Linked DNA regions of Homo sapiens: region 1 is linked to region 2. A link is a loop called in an ENCODE intact Hi-C map of the cell type or tissue named here. Cell type or tissue: heart left ventricle. All regions are shown on one strand.

The links. Peaks named below come from ENCODE experiments on the same cell type or tissue, not always from the same donor. Only the 100,000 strongest peaks of a DNase experiment are listed, where the experiment ranks them.
Region 1: a loop joins it to region 2, with 3 times the contacts of the local background. A loop is called at or near these places in 1 of 110 quality-filtered maps.

Annotation. Positions count from the first base shown.
Region 1 is chr18:44,032,836-44,040,835 of GRCh38, forward strand. It overlaps the pseudogene IBTKP1. Among named protein-coding and RNA genes, the nearest start is that of LINC01478, 490 kb to the right of the region's middle. In heart left ventricle, no CTCF peak of the experiment used is centred here; a DNase peak (open chromatin) is centred at 3,856.
Region 2 is chr18:43,970,252-43,978,251 of GRCh38, forward strand. No RefSeq gene overlaps it. Among named protein-coding and RNA genes, the nearest start is that of LINC01478, 560 kb to the right of the region's middle. In heart left ventricle, no CTCF peak of the experiment used is centred here; no DNase peak of the experiment used is centred here.

The DNA.
Region 1 (8,000 bases), 63 kb after region 2:
AGATTATAGTTTCTAGAAATTTATCTTTAAATTCCTTCATTGAAACCATTTCTTCCATAGAAATTCGTTGTGCAAAAATTCTGTTTTTAAACCTTAAAGGATTTTTTGGTGAGATCATAGGGAAATTAGAGAGTATTTGTCCTTAAATGTCATTTTCAACAAAGAAAATAACTAAGGATAACAGGAGTTAGATTTTCCCAATATCACATTATGAGCTAGTTTTAAAGCTACAATGTAAATCTCAAGTCTGGCTTTCAAGTCTAGAGGTACACTATCATGCTGATGCTTTCTCATACTAGCTACATCGCCTTATCTTTATGACACAGAAGATACTGGTTTCTGGATTAAAATATATGCATCCCCTACCCCCATTCTTTAGCAGAGCAAGCAAGCTAAACGTTGTTAACCATTAACATTTTTGTTTGCCTGGTAGAGGAGGTGAGAGAGCGTAGCAGGAAATGAGGCCTTGGGGTCTGGAGAGGCACCAATATAGTTATGCTCCTCCAGCTCTCTGAACTGGCAGCTGAGTCTGAGGTTGACAAGGAGGGTGTGTAAGGCATCTGTGGTCACAAAGCTGCACAAAAATTTGACTCATTTGCCGGTCAACTGGGGCTGTCAACCAGACAATCAGCATAGCCAGTTCAGCCTGTGACCCTTTCAGGCAGAGAAGAAAAGGTTTGACTTATTGGGAAGCCCCACTCCGCTGAAAGCTGCTTTACTGTGTCTCGCATTCAGAGTGCTTTCTCCTCTGCCTGTCTCTCCTGATAATTGTGAGTATCATTGAGGTGAATAAATAGTGATGGCAAGGCTGTCACTTCCATAATCGCTTATTCTGACCTCTGGATGGGGAGGCAATGATTGCAGATGGATTCCCCAAACACATACCAAGCCTTTTCTCTACCTTCCTCACACAATATTGACTTCCATGGTTATACAAACTACTCGTCTTTTTTCCCCCCATTACATAAGAGTCAACTGAAAATTTGAATGACTTACTTATTCTACAACTCTTATTTTCACATAAGAAGCCAGTAGCTCTGTCCCCAGTCACATCTGATGATAGATTCAAATACAAGCAAGTAATAACATTTGTTGAGAGTTCTGACCTATCCTGGCAGCAGATGAAACAAAGCAAAAGATGTCATATATACTTGTCTGCAATTAACATGTATGAAACTTAAATGAGATGTAAGAAAAAATGATAGAAATGGAGTAGAATAGCATAAAATATTAAACTAAAGATGATGATCCAAAAGATATAATAAGCACTAATGGTAATATTACAATGATAGTATTTGAAATAAATTATAAAGCCTAGGAAAATCAAGGCCATTTTATTTAAGACTTTTTTCACTAAAGCTTCTGAAGGTGAGTAGAGCAAAACTTAATTATTTTTGGAATAAATTAAAATGAACTTATTCTTAGGTAAATAGTTTTGTGCAATTTTATATATCCATAACATGTCAGACTTTGGACAAGAACTTTAGTCTCTTGACTTCTAATAATGTACAACAGAGGGAATTATATTATTGGCTATAGTTATAATCTATCATATCAATGTTGGGAATTGAGAAATTAAAGTCAATGAGCAAATATTTACAGAATACTTTTATTTTGGGTCCATTTATATACTAAATGTACTGCAAGACATAAGACAATGAGAACATATTGAGAATTTCCTTTGGACTTCACTGAGGTAAGGCCCCCACAGAGAGCGTACTCTAGGGTCATTTTCCTGGAGGTAACAGGTTGATTATTCACCACAACTTCCAGATAGGCAAAATCACAAAACTATTCCTTGGCAATTTCCTAAGCTTCTGGTGCAATATTTTGAAGATTGAAAAAATTTAATTTCCAAGAATTCTAATGGGCCTCTAACTAAATTCCATGACACAACTAGAAAGGAAAAAATAGAGAAATCATACTCTATTCTTACATATTAGGCTTGTAGTCATGACCTTGAGGCTATAGATATCCAGATAATCCATTGTTTTTTATTCAGTAAATGTTTCTTAGATGTGATATTGGCCAGGCGCGGTGGCTCACGCCTGTAATCCCAGCCCTTTGGGCGGCCGAGGCGGGTGGATTACGAGGTCAGATCGAGATCGAGACCATCCTGGCTAACACGGGGAAACCCCGTCCCTACTAAAAATACAAAAAAAATTAGCCGGGCGTAGTGGTGGGTGCCTGTAGTCCCAGCTACTCAGGAGGCTAAGGCAGGAGAATGGCGTGAACTCGGTAGACGGAGCTTGCAGTGAGCCTAGATCATGCCAGTGCACTCCAGCCTGGGCGACAGAGCGAGACTCCATCTCAAAAAAAAAAAAAAAAAAAAAAAAAAGTTGTGACATTGATTAGATTTTAAAGAATAAGCACATTTAGACAAGTAGGAAATAAAAAGCATTTCAAAAGAGGAAGCTGTGTTCAATGAGAGGTGTTAAGTACCTAACAGGTGCCCAGTGTAACTCTCTGCTAGGTTTGGGAGACTATTTGGATGAGAGAATTTTAAAGAAAGATATCTGCTGAGATATTGTATCATCAACTGCCACCACTAACTTCAGAAATCTAAGTTTTTCTTCTTTTAAAATATTCTATAGGAAGTCTGAGGAATGGTCAAAGAATATTTTCGTGAACAGGTACTTAAGACCAATAATCTATTTGCCACCTCCAGAATGACCCTAGGGAAGATATGTCTTGTCTGTGTGGGGAATTATAGCAGTAAAGGCCAATGGAGAGGGCAAGAATCAATACCAGGAGTGTTCCTCTTTCTTACTTTCATATTTCTGTACATGATTTTCTTTTCCAAAATTAAGGGCAGAGAAGAAAAAGTGGCAAAGATAGAAAGCTACCCCCATTGTGTAATACTAAAAATAAACATTGTGAAATGTTTATTTCACAGGAAACATTGTAGGCATGTTTCTTTTAATAGCATTCCACTTGCACTGGACACTCATACCCCACCACAGACGTAAATGCCTCACATGTTTCCACAGGGCTCCTTCCCAATTGCAGGTGGCACAATTTCCGAATCTCCCCTTATACCCTATAAACACATGCTCTCAAACAATTATCATCTTATGAAAAATCATAAATAAATTCTTGGCTAGGTGGTTGCACTGGGTCGTGTAAAAAGCTCTGGAGTGAAAATCCAACAGGCGTGGGACCCAATATTACTAGCTGTGTATAAGATTTTAGGCAAACTAAGATCCCTTTGGATTTTAGTATATGTGAGCATTGGAGAGATGATCTCTGAGGAATTTCCAGCTTTGAAACTTTATAACATCGCAGGAGAGAGATACGTTCCAAATGAATGAGTAAATATAAAAGTTCTTTGAATATTAATATGTACTTGATAAATGAATGCTATGAAAACCATCCCATGAAGTGCACTCACAATATGCTGAAAGCAAACTGGGTTCTAGAAGAAGACTGAATAGAAATTTTACTGCTTGCTGGCATCATATGCTTTTTGGACTCTGGCATTTGAACTGCCCTGATATATCTATAGTCTGTTTTGCCACTTCCATCTTCTAAACATGCGGGATTAATCTCAACATTCAGACCTCACGTGGCCACTGGGCTCTATCTCCAAAGACACTAAAGCAGGAGTTTGAAAAATCACCCCCAACCATGGAGATTATGAAGCCATTCTCACATCCATCTGCTTTTTCAACAGAAAAAATAAAAATTCAAACATCACATTATCAGGACTATGTCTGCATCCACTCCCTACTCCCCCATCCCCCATCCCCACCAAGGAGCTATATCTAAACCCCTGCGACTCCCCCCCCCCCCCCATCCTGCTTTCTGTCTCTGTCTTGCCTGTTATTTCCATCATAATGGAGCAAGACTAACAATGCGGGCACGGTGCCAGCTCCCATTGCTGCATGATGCTCTGATGGGCTTTAGATGTGAGCACATGTTGAGGGGACATTTAAATGATGTTTGTGTGCTGCACAGTCAGGAAAACAACATTTCTGCACTGGCTCCTTTGATCTCCTAAAAGCCAACTATCATAATACAAGAAGATTTTTAAATGGGTATAAATAAATCCAAGTGGCTCCAGCCTACATCACAGAGCCTATGCGGCTCTGTTGGCTTCTTCAGGTTTGCCTTTCCCCACTTCTTGGACTCAATTAGTACATTTCAAGTACACCTGGGTTCCAACAATATCCTAGAATTAAAAGTGAGAGAAAAACTAAAATCCTTTCTACTAAGAAGTCAGTTTCTCCCATTAGAAAAGTCTGGGAGACCTTTCTGTCACAGATTAGTAGCAGCTCTGGGGCAAAACAGAAGATGGGCTTCACTTTAGTTTGCACCTGGTGCAAGTGTCAAAAACACACAGCAACAAGTTGTGATTACTTCGCAGGTTGACAGATTTATTTGAAGTAAATTGGAGGTAGGAATAATCCAGGAAGAAATAAGAATCAGAAGACTATACAAACGAAATGCATGACCAGGAGAAAAAAAAACGGCATTTTGGCAGAGACATGTGCATGAGAAAAGGAAAGGGAACAAAAGCATGATATGTTCATATGATCTAAGAGTGGTGAAAAAAGAATATACCGGGGCACATATTTCAAGAGATGGCCAGGGAAGTGGTAAAATAAACTTGTTTGGGATGTTTGGAGTCAGACTGAGAGATGATGAGAGACTTAAATAAAAATGCCAGTGAGGTTGTAGATGATAGAAGAGTGAAGGATGAGGCATCTATGGGAGGGGTAGGATCAGCAGAAATTGAGTGGTGGTAAAGAACTATAAAAACTTTAGTTGGGACCGCTGAATGAAACATAGAGCTAAAAATAGAGAAAAAGAAAGCGATTTGGTGAAAAGTTAAGTCTCATTTGTATTGTGTCAGATATACCCGTGGAACAGGGCCATGGAAAATTGACAGCACCTGGAAATACAGGTCTGGGTATAGGAAAGAGAAGGGGTGAAAATTTGATGACAAGCAAAGCAACAAAACTGGAACTTAAATTTTGCGTAGTTTAAAAGGAGTTGAGAAGTTCCAGGGAGAGACAGATGAGAATGCTCAGTGTGATAGAAAATGATCAGTCTGAAATAAAGGAGACAAAAGGGTGTTGGGCATAAAAACCAGGACAGAAGAGCATTTTATGGAGTGTGTACTCAACATTGCAAATGTCACAATCCCAATAGTATGAGAAATAAAGAGCCTTGTTGGATTTGGCAATTTGAGGATTACCAGTACAATGAACAGTTTAATTTTAGGAGAGAAAGGAAAAAGCAAAATCCAAGAGGACCAGTGGATGAGAGATAATGAACCAGAGATTTAGGTGGTGACTAATCTTGAAAACAAGTTTCATAGTAAAGAGAAGAGCAATAGTTTGATAACTTTGTAGTTGAGGGAAGAAGAATATAAGTGAGGGGGAAGTAGCAAGTGGCAGAAAAAAAATTGAAGTATATCACGTCAGTTACTAGCAAACCTCTATCATCCCTTGGTATGAATTTTGGAAGACAAAACGTCTTATGTACTCTGGGTTATCCTTCGTTTCTCAAATTGGGCCCATTAACTGTTAGAAATCCCCTAGAATCCATGACCACAGTTCCCATTGATATGATGCCGTAACCTGACCCAGGCCTTAGGAGAGAGGGCATAGTGTATTTGTACCACCTCCCCAGAGACCAAATGAATGGCTCAGTGTCTATTAAGATGTGGAGTAGCTAAAGGAAACTGGAAGGGAAATCAGAAGCTGAGCTGATGGGAACAAGCAAACGTGACTATTTAACGAACTTGATGTTATATCTGAGTTGTCCTGTGCTGAACACAAACAGAACAGAAGAAAGAGAATATATACAAAGGGTGTCAGGCTGAACATAAAATTAGGATCCTGGAGTACAACAAAGTCAGGAATCATGATGTCTGGCAAAAGAGAGAGAGAGACAGACAAGAATGGACCAATAAAGTAGGTTATTAGGAGATGATGTAAAATCTCAAGAGTACTAGATCAAGTGAAGAGACAAGTAGCAATTCCAGTATTCAATAATTACCCGCTGTAGAATTGTGATTGGTCAGGATACCAGGAAATTATTCAAAAGTGAAATTATGGAATCTGGTTATATCTCTAGTCAAATTCACCCAAAGTTAGTTAGGGAGAAGTAGTAATGGAGACAAGTGCAGGTAAAATGGAAATTTAGACAAGAGGAATGATCAGCGAGAAGAAAAACCTCCAGACTTGTGCAGAATGGTGGCACAGATATGACCAGTGGCAGGACCTTTCTAGTAATATCATTTATTTGTACGTTTTATTTAACTGTGATTTTCTTTCATGTCGTGCACATAGTATCAATGTTAACAAAAGCAAGGATAGAAATAATCATCATCATTTGCAGGTGAGAGGAGGATGAACCAGCATACTGAAGTAATTATCTCAGGACTGAAAGAGCCTGCAAACCAACTACAAGAGTTGGTAGTATCAATCCTGTTACTGGAAATGGGCTGTGTAGCAGATATTTTAAATATTGGTGATTTTCCCGTGGTTTTAAATGTTCCCTAGAATACGTAAGAGATGTACTATTAACATAAGGTTTAACTTTCCCAGCAATCTTATCTGTATGGAATCCCATTGTGAAATCAGGAGACTGTAAATCTCTAGGACTACCCACTTTTGCATGGCTTCCTGTTGTGTTGTGGCTCTCAGAACCATCATAAAAACAGAAGAAAGCAGACAAAATGTGGAGCTATACCAAAGTCAAATTTAGGCAAAATGATATCTTGTAGAGTTAAACTTTCTCAGAAGCAGTGAAAAATGATTGTATCAACTACCAAAGAAAACAATTCAGAAATTAATTGCATGGAAACCGTTTTAACCACCCCTTCAAAAGCCCCCAAACCAGTATATGTATGGAAATTCACATAAATATATGGGCAAAAAAGCCTGTTACTGGCCATAGTTCAGGAAATCATGTCAAAAAAGTTTGTTTTAAAGAAATTAAAAATTCTTAGGCTCCAAAAGTTGTGAGATGCTCTACCCACAGTACCCCAGGAGCAGAAAGTAGCCACATTTCAGATTTACCATCTCTGGACAGTCCCAATCCCTCGCTATCTTCTTAAATGACTGCTCTTTCCATGGTAGCCCCAGTCACTTTCACATATATTGTAGAAGAACTACAAAAGGAAGCAGCTTTATTTGAAGTTGAGAAAAAACCCTGGCTCTGATTCAAACTGAGGAGGATGCAGTACATGATTTACTGGTTTTCTATCAGGCATTTGGCAACCCTGAGGAGTTTGTCATTGTTGAAAGGATACCACAGGGACCACTGGCAGTACCTATGTGGAATAAGCATGGATATTAGTTCACTGTGGGGTTGAGATACATTTTTCAAATTATGATTGTTAGTATAAAGAAAAGTTGAGGAAAAGAGTTCTTATAAATTTAGTAGTATCATATTAAATAGAATAAGAAAGGTTCTAATTTCCTTACTGTGGTTTAAGCATATAGTGTTTGATTAAAAAGAAATTCCTCAGAATTGTGATTTTAGTATTTTTTCATGTAAAAATGTATAAGAGGAAAAACTTATTAGGTTAAGATTAAATTGGATTGTTTCTTCTGAATAACAAACACTGAATAATCTAACAAATGTATGAGTAACTGAATTGTAAGACAGAAAGAACTACGTATAAAAAATAACTTTTTGTTTTAGACTTTAAAAGACCTTTCCAAATATTTGTTGTCACTATGCTTTATAACACAACACTGAAGTGTTTAAAGTACGGGCATCAGTCATTAATCTAACCTATTAATGGCCAGAATTTCGTGTTTGCCTCAATGGTTGTATCAACGTTCTTGTTGCTTTTTTCATAGGCTATGAGTGTGTTCTAGGTTTAAAGACTGATCTGTTCAAATGCCGTCTTTCATTTTAGATGGCACATTCTCCATTTTGCATTAAGCAATGGAGTATAGTGGAAAGGGAATAAGAACACTAATTATTCTAGACCGTTTAGTTCAAGATAATAGTTTGTAAGATTTAGAGTCATTGTGGGC
Region 2 (8,000 bases):
AAATTAGTTGGCTGGTTTCTCTACTTTGTTCTATTAGTCTATGTGTCTGTTTTTATGCTAGTTCCATTCCATGTTTTTTTGGTGGTGGTTTTTTTTTTTTTTTTTTTTTTTGCTTGCTATAGCTATGTAGTATATTTTGAAGTCTGGTAGTTTAATGCATGCAGCTCTGTCCTTTTTGCTCAGGATTGCTCCAGCTATTTGGGGTCTTTTGTGCTTTCACACAAATTTTAACAATTTAGGCGGGGCACGGTGGCTCACGCCTGTAATCCCAGCACTTTGGTAGGCTGAGGCGGGCGAAATGAGGAGTTTGAGACCATCCTGGCTAACACAGTGAAACCTTGTCTCTACTAAAAATGGAGACAAAAAATTAGCTGGTGTGGTAGCAGGCTCCTGTAGTCCCCGCTACTCGGAAGTCTGAGGCAGGAGAATCGCTTGAACCCGGAAGGCAGAGGTTGCAATGAGCCGAGATCATGCCACTGCACTCCAGCCTGGGTGACAGAACAGGACTCCAACACACACACACACAATTTTCTATTTCAGTGAAGAATGTCATTGGTATTTTGATAAGTATTGCATTGGCTATGTAGATTGCTTTGGATAGTATTGTCATTTTCACAATATCAGTTCTTCTGATTCATGAGCATGGAATGTCTTTTGTTTATATTGTCTTTAGTTTATTCACCAGTGTTTTGTAGTTTTGCTTGTAGAGGTGTTCCATCTCCTTGGTTAAATTTATTCCTAGGATTTTTTTTATTATTATAGGTAATATAAATGGGATTGCCTTCTTGGTAGCTTTTTCAGCTAGTTTGTTTCTTGTGTATAGAAATGCTACTGATTTTTTATGTTGATTTTGTATCCTGCGTTTACTAAATTTATCAGTTCTAAGCGTTTTTGGTTGACTCTTTAAGTTTTTCTATATACAAGATCATGTTATTTGCAAACAGGCACAATTTGACTTCCTCCTTTCCAGTCTGGATACCTTTTATTTCTTCCTCTTGCCGAACTGCCCTGGCTAGGGCTTCCAAGACTATGTTGAATAAGAGTTGTGAGAGTGGACATCTTTGTCATGTTCCAGTTCTTAAAGGAAAAGATCTCAGCTTTTCTCCATTTAGTATTATGTTTGCTGTGGGTTTGTCATATATGACCTTTACTGTGTTGAGGTACATTCCTTCTATACCCAATTTATTGAGAGTTTTTATCATGAAGGGATGCTGACTTTTATCTAATGCTTTTTCTGCATCTATTCAGATGATCATATAGTTTTTGTCATTAATTCTGTTGATGTAATATATCACATTTATTGATTTCATATGTGGAAACATCCTTGCATTCCTGGAATAAATCTCATGTGATAATGGTATATTATCTTTTTTAATGCATTTTTGGATTCAGTTGCTAATATTTTGTTAAGTATTTTTGTGTTTATGTTAGATATACTGGCCTGTAGTTTTCCTTTTTTTCTTTCTTTCTTTTTTTTTGTCTGTCTGGTTTTGGTATCAGAGTTATGCTGGTCTTGTAGAATGAGTTAGAAAGAGTTCCTTCCACTTCAAAAGAGTCCAGGGAATAAAATTATTTGAAGCTCTTTAAGAGTTAGGGATTGTTAAAAACTGCATCCTAAAAGACTAGATGGAGGTTTTGGAATTGGAATCCTGACCTTGGTATTATTAACTTCCTCTAAGTATCTAGCTGGCCCTTTGATAGCTTTTCTATAAAAGTCCCTTTATATGTACCTAGACAGATATACTCTAAGACACTCAACTTTTCACCTGTAGAATGTCTAGAACCTTTCCCTTTTACCAACTTCAAACCAGCATGTCTATCTTTAATGCAACCTCTCATTGTCTCTTACTGGCTTTTAGAAATTCCTCCAACTGTCTCAATAACTCACTCTCATAATTATTTCAAAACCCTTTCCCCTCATATTTTCCCACCACTGATGACTTGCTGCACATTAATGGTCTGGACTTACTACAGCCACTGAAAATATATTAATGCTATTTAACCGTGTCTAGCATGTGCTATGTACCAGGTATTATACTACAATCCCAAATGCATTACTTTATTTTGTACCAGAAACTCCCTATGAAATAGCTAAGCTGTTGTTCTTGTTGACATTTGACAGTTAAGCAAACTGAAAGATAAAAGATAGAAAGAAAGCTCAAGTAACTTAACCAAGGCTGGTGTTCTGACCAAATCCACTTAAGCCCATGCTCTTAATAAATGCTTATGACTACATCCAAAGTATATAATTATTGAATATTTCTAAGAAATATATTATTGCTAAATAAAGCAGCAATATATTAAAAGGATAATACATCATGACCAAGTAGGATTTATGTCAAAAATGAAAGATCAGTTTAACATTTGGAAATTAATCAAGGTAGCAAATATAGCAAGCTGTAAAAGAAAAACTCATGATCATCTCAATCAATGCAGCAAAAGCATTTAACAAAGTTTGACATTCATTCCTGATAAAAATTCTCAGCAAATTAGTAACACAAAGAAACCTTACCTGATAAAGGACATCTATGACAACTTACAGCTAGATAACATAATACTTAATGGTGAAATTCTAAATGACTTTTCCCAGGATCAGAAACAAGATAAGGATGTCTGCTCTTACTAGTTCTATTCAACATTGTACTAGATGTCCAGCCAGTGCAATCAGGCAATAAAAGAAAAGAAATACTTTCAGATTATGAATGAAGAAGTAAAATAATCTTTATTCTCAGATGATGATATTTTCTTTTCTTTTTCTTTCTTTCTTTCTTTCTTTTTCTTTTTTGTTTTGTTTTGGGATAGGGGCTTGCTCTTTCTCCCTGGCTGGAGTGTAGTGGTATGATATCGACTCACTGCAATGTCTGCCTCTGGGGTTCAAGCGATTTTCCTGACTCAGCCATCCGAGTAGCTGGGATTACAGGCACCTGCCACCAAGCCTGGCTATTTTTTATATTTTTAGTAGATACTAGGTTTCGTCATGTTGGCCAGGCTGGTCTCAAACTCCTGGCCTCAAGCAATCCACCCTCCTCAGACTCCCAAAGTGCTGGGATTAGTTATGAGCCACCACACCTGGCCACGATGATGATATTTTCTATATAGAAAACCTGACAGAATCTACAAAAAAATTATTAGAACTGATAATTCACTTGAGCATTTACAGTTATTTAACCAACCAAGAGAAAAGAAAATACATATATGTGTGTTTGTGTTTGTGTGTGTGTATAATGTGCAAAGACTTATATGCAAATGTTCATAGGAGCTCTATTTGTAATAGCCAAAAACTGGAAATAACACAAATATTCATGAACAGAGAAATGGATAAACAAATTGTAGTATATTCATACAATAAAATACTACTCAACAGCGAAAAGAAGTGAACTGTTGCTACACACAATAACACCAGTGAATCTCAAAATAATTATGCTGAGTGAAAAAAATTCACAAACAAGTACATACTATACAATTTAGTTTATATAAAATAATAGAAAGTACAAACTGTGGTGACATACAACATCTCAGTATTGGCTAGGGAAAGAGATTGGGAGGTACAAGAGGAAGTGATTCAAAAAGGGCATAAGGAAACTTTGGGAGCTAACAATAAGTTCAGGATCTGAATTGTGGTAATAGTTTCACAGGTGCATACATCTGCCAAAATTGTTAAATTGTACATATGAAGTTTATTATATGTCCATTTTACCTCAGTAAAGCTGTTAAAATATTTATTACTTTCCATATGAAATTAAATAAATGTTATTCATAAGAGTTGGTGACTTGCCATACTCTACGCAAAGTGTAGTCCTGTGGTATATCTACATATATGTCATTGTTATTACTTAAAAATTGTCATAATGCAACAGATAGACTTAAAAGGAAGCTCACTATCATATCCATATAACTTTATACCATGTACATTGCCTGTCCATCAGGATGTCAACAGGATAATTGCTAAGATAAGTAAAAGTGAAATCACAGGTCTAGTCTCTAAGGGATGCTGACTTTAGCTTAAATGAGCAATGACCATTAGCTAAGCCATTAGCCCAATCTTCAGAATTAACTTAAAAATTGACTGTAGTATATTTTAAGGAGCCAGCTTCTCCAGAGACATAAAAGTCATTTCAGGAAGCCATATTAACCAGGATACTCAGTAAATTTCTGTTTTAGGGCACCGAAATGTAACCTGATGGTTGGAAAAAACTACAGTAACTTTCTGAGTTGCATAACTTATTTCCAGGGATTCATTCCAAAACGTTTTTATGTATCACATGTCACTGGCATAGCCAAGAAAATTGTTTTCAAACTTTTCAAGGAACAGAAATTATAGAATTTTAAAAGTTATGTAATATCCTTCTCGCTATAGTACACACATATAATAAAGCAAAAATTAGAATTTCTCCCAGAAATCTATTTTAAAGAAAAGTGAGTCTGTATTTGATAAAAATTTCCATAATCACCATCAAAGCCTAGACTTTTAAAACTAGAGGAGTCTTAGAAATCAGCTCTTTCAATTATCCATTTTAAAGATGAAAAGTTGAAACCTGCAGTGATGTGCAAAATTGATATACTGAGATAACAGAGAATAGAAACCAAAACCCAGATAATACTTGCTTCATTCTCTCTCGATAATTACAAGCAAATAGAGAAGACAGATTTTTAGATTTAAGAACAAAATTTCTTGGGTCTCTGAGTTCTTCATACTATTATTTTAAAAAATTTAAGCTATCTATTCCATAAATGAACTGGCTTCAATATCCTTTAATACTACAGGCTTCTTGCACAGTTCATTTGTTTAAAATGTCATGAATATTAAATAATTGACAGCTGCATGTTTTGACCCCTGCCTGAAGCAAGCACCAGGTATATTAGGAATAACACAGTTCTACAAAGAATGAAGGAGAGAGCAAATTAAATCCTGGAGAACTCATCTACAGAGATTGAGATGCCCTCTAGCATTTGTTAACACCAGGCAAAAGTCACTAATTATAGCTATACTGTTCATGCCACTGAAGTACTTAGGACCAGCATTGTGTGCCTTTCTGTAATTGTATCAGGAAATGTGAAACCATCAAGGAACTTGACAGGTGTCATTTTACCTAAATGGAGTTGCTTTCAACAAATCCAAAAAGGAAGGGTGTTTTACCCATTGGATTAAATTAAACAATGAGAATGCTTTCCTTGCCCTCATCTTGTTAGTTGATAAGAAAAGGACTAGAAGAAATGACTCATGCCTTGAAGGATTAACAACTCAGATGATGAGATGGGGCTGCTACCCCTGAAGCATAATGCATGATCATTAATTGATGGACATTGTAGAATGGAAAACAATAATATTTAATTCAATTCTGAAAATATTTATTGAACCCTTATTTGGGACTGATCTCTGTGCTTGATCCTGTGGATGCAAACCTTTCCAGATCAAAAGCCTATAATTCCAACTTCAAATTATACATTTTTATGATGACTTTCCAGGACAAACTCTATATCTACATCAAAAAGAATGACTAATTAGTAGCTGTGGTTCAAAAAGTGCTTGGAGGGATGTGTTTGTCCTTAGACTATTACAGTCACCTCTCTAGGATGATGCTAAACTGAGATTCTAAAAGATTATCAAGATTGTAAAGAACCTGAGAAACCATATTCTCATCTCTCACTGCAAAAAGGAGACTCTCGAGCTCAAACAACTTATCCACGTTTACTCATCACTCACACTTTTGATGGCAGAGTCCGAGCAGAATTATTTCCTGATTTCTTCCAGTTGTTTTTTTTCATTACCCTGTTTGATTTTTTTTAATTATTTTTCTTCATTTTTACACACATATTTTCCTAATCATGGGCCAATAGATAAATGTGTGAATTAATACTTCTAGGACAAAAATTGACCTTAGTCCTTAATTTGATTCAAAAACCTGAAAGTTAAATAATTTCATATGAACATTAACCAGTTTGTATGCAACTCATTTGTGAGAAGGTTATGACTAGAGGCTACTATGGAGTAAGTTAGCTTGGATTTTAACCCCTGATTCAATTTCTTATTGCTTGGGTGATTTTGGTCAAGGTAATTTAACATTTCTAAACCCTAGTTTCTACATAATTTAAATGAAGATGAGGTATGTTAAAATACAGAATGATATTAGATTTCATATTTAAAATATTTATTCCTATCCCTGACTCACAGTATAGACTCCATAAATATTTAAAATTAAAAAAAAAACAAGAAAGCAAAAACAGTTTTTGAATATACTGAGGAAAGCAGTCTTCCAATTCCAACCTTCACTTAGAACTCAATTTCATTCTAAATAAAAACCACATAAGCCCTGGAATATAAACAGTGTCATGCCAAATTCTTACCGCCAACTTTATGAAATCATATTGCCAAAATTGGGATCTTCTAAAACAATCTTCTGTCATTGTGGTCCTAAAAACTGCTGAACAACTACAATACTGCTGGGCAGGGGTAATTTGAAAGATTTATCTTTCCCTCCGCATGCTGTGTTTTCAGAAATCAGTTAACTTTTGCTAACTTAGAACCTATGCCAAAAATCAGTTGTGTCATTATTTCATAAGACACAATGAATAAATATTTTTGATAGAAAAAGTCACTGCTTATAGACTTATGCTTTCACTGTAGAAGAGCTTGAGTACTTTGTGGGGGAAGGTTTTAATGGAAACTAGAAAATTTTAATGGAAACTAAAAAATATTTGAAAATGACTGTCATGTAAATGCAGCACATCGAAACTTGTGAAGATTTATATTTGAGAAAAAAAGGAATACCGAAATTTAATGAGTTAAATATTCTATATTGGACAGTGCTGCTACATCTGAAGCATAATACAGGATCATTAATTGATGAACAATGTAGAATGGAAAACAATAATATTTAATTCAACTCAAAAAATATTTATTGAGCCCTTATGTGGGGCCGATCTCTGTGCTTGTTTCTGTGGATTTAAACTTTCCCAGATCAAAAGCCTATAATTCTGTGACTTCAAATTATACATATATTTATTTATTGTTTTTATAAAAAAGAATGATAGAAGAAATTAAAACAAAATAATAAATAAAGCATCATAAAAATGCAAAAAAAAAAATGAAGAAGAAGAAATGTCAACAATTTGGCCAGGCATGGTGGCTCATGCCTGTAATTCAAACACTTTGAGAGCCTGAGGTTGGAGGATCACTTGAGCCCAGGAGTTCAAGACTAGCACTCCAGGCTGGGAGACAGAGCAAGTCCCTGTCTAAATAAATAAATAAATAGAGTCAACAATGTAAAATAAGTGTTTTTTATAAAAAGCTATTGAAATAGATGGACTTCTAGTAAAACTAAACAATGAATATAATATGCAGAAATAAATAATACTGGTATTTAAAAACCAGCTAATATATAAATTTCTTTAAACACATAGAGAAAATATTATGAATTTGAAAATTTAAAGTAAAAAATTTCCTATTAAAGTTTTGACTCAGTTATGAAAAATCAATCTGTCAGCATCAGTAAATAAAAGATTCAGAGTAGTTTAGAGAAGCTCCTACTTTCTAATCAATGAATAGATAATCTCAATATTATCCAAATCTTACAGAAACTAAAAAAAACTCTCCCATATCCCATTATCTCAATAATTAGATGCTCGACTAAATAAACTTACCAGAATCTTTTGTGGGACTAAATATGCAATACTGTCCATCTTCCAAGTTATTTGTATGGAAGAATTTTAGGCTGGAAGACATATTTCACAGGAGAAGACTTTTTCCCTATGCCTTTCGACTCAGAGCCTGAGCGTACCACTAACTCTTCCACCTTTGACTAATATAGTCATTTATCATTGTTGCCATAAAGACCTCTAGGCAGCCACAAAACTTCCGGGCAGAGATAATTCAAAAGAATTGATTCTCATTCTGCATGCTGTGATTTGAGAAATCAGTGTGCTTTTGCTAACTTAGAAATTATGCACGAATTGGTGGCTTAAAACAAGCCTGCACGTAGGCTGGGGTAACCCTTGGAATG